3 separate regions of the Homo sapiens genome follow, and regions 1 and 3 are each linked to region 2. A link is a contact called in ENCODE Hi-C or POLR2A ChIA-PET data. All regions are on one chromosome and are shown on one strand. Each heading gives the region's core, a stretch centred on a gene start or an enhancer-like site at or near the end of the contact. The rest is flanking DNA. Distances are from core to core; before and after follow the strand shown.

The links. Hi-C counts contacts between places; a loop is a spot of excess contacts on that map. ChIA-PET counts read pairs that join two places held with the same protein, here RNA polymerase II (POLR2A). Pooled maps may share reads with other maps.
Region 1: a loop to region 2 is called in a pooled map, with 2.3 times the contacts of the local background. The contact joins the promoter of LINC02958 here to the enhancer-like site in region 2. A Hi-C loop is called at or near these places in 1 of 37 single-sample maps with no recorded cell type and 9 of 50 pooled maps. POLR2A ChIA-PET finds 5 or more read pairs at or near these places in 5 of 52 experiments (CD8-positive, alpha-beta memory T cell, GM12878, PC-3 and 1 more).
Region 3: a loop to region 2 is called in a pooled map, with 2.8 times the contacts of the local background. The contact joins two enhancer-like sites. A Hi-C loop is called at or near these places in 2 of 37 single-sample maps with no recorded cell type and 6 of 50 pooled maps. POLR2A ChIA-PET finds 5 or more read pairs at or near these places in 1 of 52 experiments (WTC11).

The regions. Positions count from the first base shown.
Region 1 is chr18:23,980,715-23,985,021 of GRCh38, forward strand. LINC02958 (long intergenic non-protein coding RNA 2958) reads right to left here and starts at 1,828. Exons shown (of 2, transcript NR_199650.1): 1 at 1,660-1,828. RefSeq lists an enhancer at 1,009-1,118.
Region 2 is chr18:24,049,625-24,053,831 of GRCh38, forward strand. All of the region lies in intron 1 of TTC39C (tetratricopeptide repeat domain 39C), which reads left to right. Among named protein-coding and RNA genes, the nearest start is that of TTC39C-AS1, 36 kb to the left of the region's middle. Within about 2 kb of position 1,573, at least 5 of the 41 ENCODE cell types and tissues checked have a DNase peak (open chromatin) inside an H3K27ac peak, as active enhancers do; they include PC-3, where a contact is called at or near this core.
Region 3 is chr18:23,944,185-23,948,064 of GRCh38, forward strand. LAMA3 (laminin subunit alpha 3) reads left to right here. Exons shown (of 75, transcript NM_198129.4): 70 at 1,960-2,100. Among named protein-coding and RNA genes, the nearest start is that of LINC02958, 36 kb to the right of the region's middle. Within about 2 kb of position 1,677, at least 3 of the 41 ENCODE cell types and tissues checked have a DNase peak (open chromatin) inside an H3K27ac peak, as active enhancers do.

The DNA.
Region 1 (4,307 bases), core at 578-3,077, 69 kb before region 2:
AACTGAGCTAAGATCTTTTGAAAATATACTAGTCTATACTGCCTGATGATGAAATTGATACTGCTAAGGAAATAATAGTGATTGTTATCATCAAGTGTTCAGCAAGCCAGGTGCCGGTGGCTCATGCCTGCGATCCCAACACTTTGGGAGGCTGAGGCGGGTGGATCACTTGAGGCCAGGAGTTCGAGACCAGCCTAGCCAACATGGTGAAACCCATCTCTACTAAAAATATGAAAATTAGCCAGGCATGGTGGCGGCATCTGTAATTCCAGCTATTCAGGAGGCTGAAGCAGGAGAATCGCTTGAACCCAGGAGGCGGAGGTTGCAGTGAGCCAAGATCGCGCTGCTGCACTCCAGCCTGGGCAACAGAGCAAGACTCCATCTAAAAAAACACTGTTCAGCACAGGAAGCTTTGAGGATTTCACAAAGTATATGTCTATGCAATATACAATTGTTCAATTGTTCCTCCTCTTCCTATTTTCAACTCTTCGAGAGTATGTTACTCTGTCCTTAAAGGTATCCTAACCCAGATTCAGGGAGCTGTGTAGTAATCCACAAGGCAGCATGAATTCTGAGAGACTGTGGCAGATATGGTGGTGGCGGACACCATGCAAGACTTTTGTACTACAGAACCGAGCTCCTACCTTTTTCACGCTTCTTTTCCAATAATTACTTGTAATCCTGCTAAAGTCTGAACAGGTGCAGCTCATGTTCTTTAAAAGGATTAATAATGAAAGGCTGTTTGAAGCCACAGGCGACAGGAAACCTAGTTCTGTCTAGAAATGCTCTTGTGTACATATGTCTGCTTAAGAGAGGGGTGGCTAGAAATAGCAGGCCAGGCAGTAACTCACTGGGCTCCGCTCTAATGCTCTGTGACTGGGGAAGTTTGCAAAGGATTTCCCGAGCAGGCAGCGGGCAGCTCTCTGCAGCACTCCCTCTGACAGCTGCTCAGCATTAGGGACAGAAGGTGCTGCAGGGAACCCTGACACTGCCAGGGCTGCACTCCCTGCAGCTCCCCTGTGCTTCCACTCAGGAATCGATGCAGCACATCTTTGGAAAGTTTGTTTCCTCTAAAAACAAAAGGTTGTTCAGAGGAGATTTAGTCTGCATCGCATTAGATGGCAAGTCAGTAAGCATATGAATATCGCCATCCCTGTACCTCCACAGTCACAGCAGGTTATGGGCTGCTGGCCCCCATGCCTCCCAGTGTCAGGGTGACAGCATTCGGGAATTGAAGGATTAAAGCCAGCCACCCATTCAAGAGAAGGAGAGAAGCAGGGAAACACTAAGCACTTAAAATGCTCTGCTCCAAGATGCTGCGCAGGACAGCCAAGAGAGAGGGCTGTGAACTGAGGGTTGGGGTTTATGTAATTATGTGTCTCTAAGGGAAGGACAGAGGAAGAGAAGAGAAGGAGGGAGGAGGAATGAAAGGAAGGAGGTAGAAGTGAATAGAAGGAGGGAAAAAGAAAGGGAGGAAGGCTTTGTTCCAGAATCTGGAATTGGTTCTGAACAAAACGTTGAAATGTGTGAAGTTAGACTCCGAGGCCTCTCCATCTCTCTGTATTGTGTTAGGAAACCTTTCTCCCCCAGGGGCACAGATCCTCCCAGGGGCGATAACCATGGCAACCTCATTTGAGTGGGATGGGTCCCACTTCTCACCTTGCTCCTTGTCAGAGTCGGCCTGTCCAGCATGCCACTCTCTGTCCTGATGGCTGCCTGCTCACAGAGGGGCAGCGATGGACAAATGAAGACATCATGGCAACCAGCTAACATGTTCCATCTCTGAGAGAAAACAGCTTCTCTCTTCGGGCAAAGCTACAGAAAATGTGCCTTCCCGTAATAATGATTCCCCCTGGACTGCCCAGCCAAGGGCCTGCGTCAGCGCTGGCCAATGTCCGGCGTCTGTCTGGCTCTCCCCCTCCCCCTCCTCTCGGCGGTGACTCGCTCTCATTTCACACAGGCTCTGCTTAAAGGTCACCTCCTTAGAAACAGCCTCCTTGGCTACACCACCTAAAACCACACCCCATTCATCTGTATCCCTTTACCTTGCTTTCTTTCCCTTTCTTACACTGACACACTACCTAACTTTCTATCAAATCCTCCTGCGCTATAGAAGTCTGTTTGGATCTCCTCTAAGTATACAAAGAATGTAAACACCACATAACAAACCACATACTCTCTTCGTGCAAGGGAGCAAACGCCTTTTCCATCCTCTCTTGGAAGAAGGATCACACACAGATTATGCAGCCAGGGTGATTCTCCATGGTGGTGTCCTTCTCTTCATAAAGTAGAAATCCTCCTGGCAGCCTAAATCCCCAACCCATGGACAGCTTGAAATTACATACAAATGATTTCTTAAGCAACTTTTACCATAACACAGAACTCTAAAATACCCAAATTTCGGATTTCAAATGGATAATCATAGACCCAGAACACAGTATTAAAAATTACTTTTAAAATGAGCACATATAGATTTAAAACAGCAGGTTTTCTCCACGAGGAACTAAGACATTGACCAAGAATATAAAAGGAAGGAACATAGTCATTCTGGAGCTTGAACCATTCTCAGGGCAGTTGAGCCTACGTGGATCTGTCCAGCCTTGGGCCTGGGAGCAGAAAGAAAGGGGAAATTGGGAGGCAAAGCAAGTGGACCCTTCAGAAGCTTCCACCTCCCTCCTGCTTCTAGGGGAACCCCTCTCACTGACCCCAGCTGCCCAACACCAACAATGTCCCTTTCTCAGCAGTATTCATCAGAACCTGCTCCTCAGGAAGAAAAATTCATTCAAAAATTCAAAATGTTAGAAAATAACGAATCCAACTGATCAGTAAGTCTCCCAGGAGTTGTGTTATTTTAACAGGAGATGTGCAATTCATCCTTAGAAAAGAACCTCAAGGCCCGGTGCGGTAGCTCATGCCTGTAATCCCAGCACTGTGGGAGGCCACGGTGGGTGAATCACCTGAGGCCAGGAGTTCCAGACCAGGCTGGCTAATGTGGTGAAACCCCATCTCTACTAAAAATACAAAACTTAGCTGGGCATGGTGGTGCACGCCTGTAATCCTAGCTACTCAGGAGGCTGAGGCAGGAGAATCACTTGAACCTGGGAGGCAGAGGTTGCAGTGAGCCAAGATCAGACTACTGCACTCCAGCCTAGACAACAGAGCAAGATTCTGTCTCAAAAAATAAAAAAATAAAAAAAAATAATAAATAAATAAGAATATCACTTTATTTAGGAAGCTCTCCCTAACCCCCAAGACTACATTAATTGCTACTAGTTGGAGGTCCCATAACAAATACTCTGTACATGTCTCCATCTTGCATTTGCCACATTTTATGACAGCTTGTATGTCTGTAAGTTCCATGGGGGCTAGGGATATACCAAGCTCTTGACATGGAGCAGGTGCTTAATGAACATTGAAGGAAGAAAGGAAGGAACAAATGAATGAATAACTGCATCTGTTTCCCCTACTGGACCAGGGCACTTCAAGGACAGAAATGGTACCTTATTTACCTTTCCATCTGAAAGGCAGTATAGCATAGTCAAGGTAGGACTCTGCAGCCAAGATGCCTGGGTAAAAATCCAGATTTTGTCACTTAGTAGTGCTAACTGTGCCTCTGTTTCCTCCTCTGTAAACAGGAGATAATTAATAGTACCTACCTAATAGGATGTAATGATTATTAAAAGTATTAATATATTGAAAGTACTTAGACTGGTACCCACCACATAGTATCATGTGTTAGTTATTATTGTTGTTATTAGTTGAATTCTCAGTACCTACCTAGCAGAGATTCAGTAAATGGACACGTTGTGTATCAGTCACAGATGGGCAAAGTATAAAGGTACAAATCCTCCTTTCCCTGAAATTCTGCCTATTTCATGGACACTGCTGGCCCTGGGCACAGAGGATGAGAAAGATGAGGAGGAGGTTTGTCTACTAAAGACAAACTCCACCAACCACTAACTTCACTGTCCAGTACAGAATAGTACTTTATTATATCATGTTCTGAAGCAGTTCTCATTTTAGTGGAATTTTTACCACATTTCTTTAGATGACTACCTCAAGTTTCTGATTCTCTTTAACCAAGAAGACTTAGTTCTTGAGTAGACAAAGTAGACAGTTGAGCGCATTTCTGTTTGCAACTCTTTTATTTGTTGTCTTAGTCCATTTGGGTGGCTATAATGAAATGCCATAAATTGAGTGGCTTGTAAACAACAGAAATTTATTTCTTACAGTTCTGGAGGTGAAAAGCCAAGGTCAAGGCATATTCAGTGTCCGGTGAGGGCCCGCTTATTGGTTAGCTGCGTCCT
Region 2 (4,207 bases), core at 323-2,822:
GAGGGACCAGGAAGAGTGGTCTGGAACCAGCACCCTTTGGACCTAGGCTAGAGGCCGAGCAGGAACCATTGAGGAGAGAGGCAGGAGGTCAGTGGCCCAGGCGGGAACCCTCACACCCAAGCCCCAACATTTTTATTTTGTTTTGGGAAATGTATAGGATTAAAGTAATAACTGGAAAGGAAATAAATGGAAACACGGAATGGAAACATTTCCTATTTTCCCTATTGTTATCTGAAGACAAACTTAATTTTTATGTTGCTACTTTCTCTCTTAAATATCCTCTTACTAAATAGTCTGTCGTATTAATTAGACTGGGTAGTCCTAACTCAAGAAAGCATTTGGCAATTAAAAGATGGAGGACTCAGGGTCTGACCGTTTTCCTTGGCCTTCATTTGGCTTTCTCTCTCTTTTCTCCCCTCCTTCTTCCCAGGCCTGGCTGGCTGGTGCCTGGACACCATTTGGGGCTCTGAGAGGGTTGTGGCTGCCAGCCCCCAGTCGCCAATGCCTGGTCAGGCACTCGTATCCCCTGTCCTGTTCACCATTTCTCCTTTCTCATTGTTCTCATAATTTGTCCTGCTTAAAACTCCTAGGTTCTAAGGGACACCCCTGCATTGCTTGCCTTTCCTTTGCTAGACACCAGAGAGAGGCTAAAAAGTGAAATGTGGCCTGGTGCAGTGGCTCATGCCTGTAATCCCAACACTTTGGGAGGCCAAGGCAGGCAGATCACTTGAGGTCAGGAGTTCAAGGCCAGCTTGGACAACACGACGGAATCCTGTCTCTACTAAAAATACAGAAATTAGCCAGGCATGATGACCCATGCCTGTAGTCCCAACTACTTGGGAGGTAGGAGGATGGCTTGAGCCCGGGAGGTCAAGGCTGCAGTGAGCTGAGATTGTACCACTGTACTCCAGTCTGGGTGACAAAGCAAGACCCTGTCTCAAAAAAAAAAAAAAAAAAAAAAAGTGGGCCAGGCACAGTGGCTCATGCCTGTAATCCCAGCCCTTTGGGAGGCTGAGGAGGGTGGATCACCTGAGGTCAGGAGTTCGAGACCAGCCTGACCTACATAGTGAAATCCTGTCTCTACTGAAAATACACAGTTAGCTGGGTGTGGTGGCGGGTGCCTTGTAATCCCAGCTATTCAGGAGGTTGAGGCAGGAGAATTGCTTGAACCCGGGATGCGAAAGTTGCAGTGAGCTGAGATCATGCCATTGCACTCTAGCCTGGGCAACAAGAGCAAAACTCCATCTCAGGAAAAAAAAAAAAAAATGCAATTCTGTTTTTGTCATCTTGTTGTTGAACTTGTCTGTATTTTAAATTACTTTCATGACTGAGTATATTTTGCCATACTCAGGAGATGCATTCTTCATGTACGTGTGTGCTAGAAACGCATCAGTCAGAGCAATAGTCCGTAGGAAGTAAGGGTCAAGGGCCTGGTTATTATTGTTTTTAGGGTACCTCTTAGAGAGCGGCTCATTAATGATCTACCTGTAGATAATTACTACCTCAGGCTGTAGGAATGGACTGTCCAGCCTCCTGCTTATTCTTCCCTTCCGTGGGGAGGAAACCCAGAGTCGACTGGCCCCAAAAGTCTTCCCATCCCCTGCCTGTTACAGGCTAACAGCTTCACTGATCTTGGTGAATTTCATGGCTTCTCAGCACCAGCCAGCGTATTACGAAGTCTTTTTGCTGATAAGATGCAAGGCCATATCACAAGCAGTTAACAAAAATAAACAGAAACTGCAGTGGCTGTAAATGCAAACATCGCTGTACACACAGGGGCCATGCTGTCTGGGGACAGGTACCCCTCCAGGCCTGAGGTGCCCCTGACCTGCAGGGACATCTGGGGTGAGCTGGTGGTGGCTACAGACTCCCATACTCCCCAAAAGGGTGGGCACATGATAAAAACGAGTCTGAACAGAAGACTGGACCTATTCCAAACATTTGTGAATCAAACACTCATAAACTAAAGGCTGGGGTGGTCAGTGGTTTTAGAGGCATGCCGTCCTTTAGATTAAAAGGTCCCTAAAGGTCATGGTTTGAGTCATGTCTGAAAAGCAAATAAAGTCTTTCCGTGAATTTCCCCACAGCTATCTTCTGGTAAAGGAAATAAGCACGTGTGCTTTTGTTGGTGAAAGCAGTTTTACAGGTTCAGGTGATGAAGGTCTTCTATCTAGTCATTTTTTGACCCTGTGAGGACAGTTCGTCAGATGAAATGGGAAGTATGAATTTTGTAGGACGTGGTTGGTTGGTTCACTAAACAGGCATGTACTGGGGACCTGTTAAACTCCAGATTCTGTCCTAGGTGGTCAGGACAGCAGCATGTAACAGAGATGGGGTCCCCACTCTTGGGGACTTCCATTTATTCAAACAAACAAATAATGACACAAATATCAAATAGTAATAAATGCTCTGCAGAGAATTAAAATATAGAGAGTGATTGGAGACATATTCATGTATCTTTAAAAAGAATACTAGAGAAGAGAAGATCAAAGATGGCAAGTAGCCTTTTTCAGATTTCATCAAATATGGTGTTAGGGGGCCCTCATTTGTCCACAAAAAATATGGTGACAAGGGATGATGACGTGAGTCAGAGTAAACACCATTTACTCACTTTGCGTCACTGTTTATTAGAAGGGCTGTTCGGACTTTCTAGTTGCCAAACTGGACCGTGTATGCTCTCTGAAGAGCGGGCGTATTCTTGGTCATCTTTGTGTCCCCAGCACATAGCACTGGGCCGGCTGTGTACTTGGTGTTCAGCAAACATGTCTTGAATGAGTGAGTGGAACAAAACTAAATTCATTAGAATTTTTCCTAAAGCCCTAAGTATAGAAAAGGTCACTTTTTATTCATTTTAAACTGAGGAATATTATCCAGTCATGACTTAGATGGGTGATTTTAAAATTAAATATCTTGCTTTAAAAAAAAAATTATTGCTTTTTTTAAAGAAAATTTACAGTTTTCTCTTAGATAACTTTGGTGGAGCCAAGGAACAAACTGGAAAACTATAAATTATTTATTAGACGATGATCCCGAATTTTATTGTTTTTGTTTGGTGTGATTTCTTACTCACCCTCCTAGTTATTTGGCTTGGAAGGAGTTGATGTTTTAATCCTTCCAGGAGCAGGCTCAGTGTCAGCTACGTACTATGGGAAAACATTGAGAATTGGAAATTTATCATGGATCCTTAGAAGATGTGGCGCAGTGGAGTGTGCAGGGCATGGAATTGGACCTGGGTGACTGTACCTGTCTCTCAGGCCTGTTGGGAGGAGGAGACCTCATGAATGAGATAGAGCCACTGGGATTACTGTGAAGTGATTTAACTTTTTAGGAGAATCACAGGTAATGAATTTTATTTTATAATCTGATTTGTAGCAGGATTCAAAAAGGGACATTCCACAGATGCTGTCGAATCATATATGAGATCTCTAAGGATGCTATCTGTAATATATAAAGGAAGCATTGAGAGGACTTTTAAAGTAAGATGCTTTCAGAATAAATCAGACATTTTCCTTTGGAAAAATATTCTTAATAACAATATGAATCATGTCAAGAAAAACCCTTCGAATAAACCATTTCCCATTTTATTTTCCTTGGCCACCGTCTGAGGGAATAGGTTGCTTTTCTTAGACCTTTGATGTAGAGTTTCCCATTTATCACTTCCAAGACACCTTTCCCTTTTCTGCATATAGAAGATGCTCTGTTTAATAAACCATTGAATGAATGCCACGTGAACAAGGTGCTGAAGACATCACTGTTCTTCCTTCCTGTCGTAATATGAGTAGAGACAAGTCTTTCTCTTTAGTTGGTGAGTGATATAAAAGCTTTTATGTTCTGTGGCACTGGCTGAACAGATATTCCTTTCTCTGTGATTGCTGCAACATCTTTGAATTAAGGTTGAGGCCTCCAAGTTGCTCCCATAATAGTTTCCCGTGTCTGAATGGTGTTACAAAGTAAGTTCAACAAATTTGGAAAACATAGCTCATTGCAGAAGCAATAAATTAATCTTATCCATTGATTGTTGCCACAGTGTATTCAAGTTAGAGAACTTGAGATATAGAACAGTAAAAATGAGCCGATAGCCCAGGAACCACAAGTACAGACTATGTGGGGGCTACATTCAGACCATCAGGTCTCCTGTGAAATTGGGACATTTCAAGCCTTTATTTAGTGCTGACTTTTACGTGTTCAAAGCACATATTTTTAGTTT
Region 3 (3,880 bases), core at 427-2,926, 110 kb before region 2:
CTTTACTGATGCTTCTTCCATCCCCTCCAGCCCTCCCCCAGGCTGCCTCATGCCCCTTGCCTACTCTAACTCCTTCATCCTGGACCATTTCTTCCCCTTATGGCCAATTTCCAGGCCTCCAGGCCCCTCTCTGGACCTGGAATGACCCTAGCATCTTGGCTCTTGCTTAAAGCCATTCCAGATTTCAAGAAATACCATTTAAGGCAATAAGGGACCTATTTATTTCTCTAATGAGGCAACTGGACTTCAGAAAATGTAAGTGACTTGACAAGTTGCATTCCCTTAGTCATTCAGCTGCCTTCCTGGAACACATAAGCAAACAATCCTCAATGTAATGTCAGAGATTGGTAAGTGCTTTGAGAAAACACTAGAGCAAGGTAAGAAAATGACAGAGCAGGGAGACTATTTTAAATAAGGCAGTAGAGAAAGCCCTGGTACAGCAGGTGGTAGTCACATGAAGTTATGGGGAGGGGGTTCCAGGAAGAGGGAAGAGCAAATAACAAGGACCTGGAGGTGGGAATTAGCTGAATGAACAAAACACAAAGCAATAAGAAATGGAATTAGAGAGGAAGACAGAGCCCAGATCATTTAAGCTTTGAAGGCCAAGCTCCGACTTTGGACTTTATTTGAAAGTGTCTGTAAAGCTTTTAAAGAGTCTTAAAACTCTTGGCCAGGCGCGGTGGCTCATGCCTGTAATCCCAGCACTTTGGGAGGCCAAGGCGGGCTGATCACAAGGTCAGGAGTTCGAGACCAGCCCGACCAACATGGTGAAACCCCATCTTTACTAAAAATACAAACATTAGCTGGGCATGGTGGCATGCACCTGTAATCCCAGCTACTCAGGAGGCTGAGGCAGGAGAATCGCTTGAACTCAGGAGGTGGAGGTTGCAGTGAGCCGAGATCACACCACTGCACTCCAGCCTGGGCGACAGAGCAAGACTCTGTCAAAAAAATAAAAATAAAAAAAATAAAACTCTTACATGTACAGATTCATATATTATTTAATTCTTTAGCTGAAGAGACTGCCAGGGGGCAAGAGTAGCAGCAGGGGGCCCACATGGCTGCTATTGCCTTTGCTTGCGGAGGCTGTGGGGAGGTCGGGAGAAGTGACCGCCAGGACGCATGCTGAAGGTAGAACCACGCGGCCTTGCTGATGGATCACATATAGAGGGTGAGAGGAAGAGAGGGTCCAGATCACATCCTGTGATTTGGGGCCAGCAATTGAGTCATTAGTGGGCATTTACTGAGATGAAGATGGAGAAGAGGCAGATGTGGCCAGGAGGAGAGCAGTTCAGAGCTGGGGGAGAATGAGGATTTCTGTCGTGAACATCTCAGGGTTGAGTGGCCTGTCAGACCTTCAAGCCCAGGTGTCAGCAGGCAGTAGAGGCCAAAGGTCACAGCTTGGCATATAAATGGAAGTGTCCGTAGTGAATAGTCTCACCACACCTATGAGATGGCAGAATCCACACCAGACCCCAGGGATCAGAAATTTTAGCAAAGAGTTTAAACACTCCTCTTGTTTGAAGAGAAGTGCCCTCGTTCTACCTGCTCCAAGAGGCCAGCCCAGGGTGCCACGACTCCAACACACCCCCGTCCCCAGCACTGTATAAACTGTCCCTGCCCCTTTGTTACATGGAGGGGGTTGCCTGTGGCTGTGCCTTGAACTGTTTCTCTTTTGTGTAAGTTTCCAGATGAATTCTATAATCTCTTTTGATTAGTTCACTTCTAAGCAACCTTTTTTTTTCAGTTCCCCTTTTGAGCTCAGTTTGTTCAGTATTTCACATAATCTCACAAAACGATGGTGATAGTGATAACCGGAGGAAAAAATCTCTCATCTTTTGAAGCTATTTGAAGGAGCATGAAAACATTTTTTTTTAATTTGGCCACTAATATTTAATAAAATACAACACCAATTGTCAAAGGTAAAAATACAACTCACGTATCTTTCTTACTCTGAAGGTGGTGTTTGGCCATGATGGGGAAAAGGGGCGCTTGGTTGTGGATGGACTGAGGGCCCGGGAGGGAAGTTTGCCTGGAAACTCCACCATCAGCATCAGAGCGCCAGTTTACCTGGGATCACCTCCATCAGGGAAACCAAAGGTAAATAGTTATGTTCAGAGCCATGGACAGAAACAATTCACCTTATATTATAGGCATAATTGTATGAGATATTCAAAATACTCACCATATGAGAATCTCAAAATACTTTAAATGATTTTTAAGGATCTAATTAATGTTCACAACCACATAGAGTAAGTGCCCATTTCTTAACCCAAAGCCTTCATTTCTAAGGTGCAGGTTGAGACGCAGGCCCTGAAAGGGTGAAGATAGAGCTTCTCTGCCACTTCCTAAACCTGAATCTATTGGCTTCTCCTCCAGGGAATGCAAAAACGTAGGTTTTAGGTTATAGACAGAGATTTTTTGGTTAACATAATGTGTTTCAAATTACAGTAATTTGTGCCATTTTCACCATCTTTGCCATAAGGTAAAACATTGGCTTAACTGTTTTCTCTCCATCAAACTATTTATTTTAAATGTGCTTCTATGGGATCTTTTTATCTCTCCCATAAATGGAAACCCAATATTCTTTACCATAAATAATAGATAACCCTGAGAAATAAACATTTGAAAACCAAACACTGTTAATATCAAACTAAGTAGTGTGACCTATGTGTTCTTTGCTTGGAGAAAAAGGTGCTTAACACGTAATCAAGAGGGTGTTTAAGACATACTAGCACAAAGCCAAAAGCTGTTCCTTGTCCTCGTCCAAACGCTAGAAAGAGAATTGAAAAAGGAATAACTTAATAATGGAATATGTGTTTTAATGTTATTTGATGTCTGAAATAACAAAATTATCTCAAAAACCCATCTTGGGAATGCCAGACGAAGGGAAAGTTGGGACTCCCTCTGTCCCCAGAGAGGAGGGGTGCTTTTCTAGGTTTGTCAAGTTCAAGGCTCTGATGGGGCGCTCTGATGGGGCCACAGCTCCAGGGCTGAGCTCTGTGAGTGCCCTCTCCCTTCCTCTCTCCTACCCCCTGCCACAGCGTTAATTGCACCAGGGTTACTTGAGGCAGCCTTGGGCACCTGTCTTTCTTGTCTCAGATTTGCCTTTCCCCCCACCCCACAAAGTTAAGTAAGATGAGCCTATCAACAGCTCAGGTCTAGGGACTGTCCTCCGCCTTAATGCAATTTTTGCCCTTTTCCTCCAGACCCAGTGGCACATTTTGGTGTGATGTTTGCTTGCAGTGGGAAAAAAAGAGCCCCGGGCTCAAATCTGGGCCTAGAAATGGGCATAATGAAAGCAGGTCTCTCCACCAGCTTGGATGCTAGCTGCTTAGGCTGCCCTAGCCTTGACCAGGGCTCAGCCTGGCCCTCTTGGGTTTTGCACTGGGGTTTGGGCCAGAGCTCCAGTGTTATACAATAAAGTATATTTATTATACCCCAGCAGGCAACAGAGTATTACTTTGCTTTGCTATATGCAGTAACTTATATATATTTCATAAAAATACATACCATATTATCCATTATTTATAATACACATTATATATATAATATACACCACACATTAATTGCTAAGGAGGATTCTCATTGTTAATGTTTACTTTTCTCAACCTCTGTTCCTATTTTCTTTTTTTTTTTTTTTTTGAGACGGAGTCTTGCTCTGTCGCCCAGGCTGGAGTGCAGTGGCACCATCTCAGCTCACTGCAAGCTCCGCCTCCTGGGTTCACACCATTCTCCTTCCTCAGCCTCCTAAGTAGCTGGGACTACAGGCGCCTGCCACCATGCCTGGCTAATTTTTTGTATTTTTTAGTAGAGACGGGGTTTCACCGTGTTAGCCAGAATGGTCTCGATCTCCTGACCTCGTGATCTGCCCTCCTCG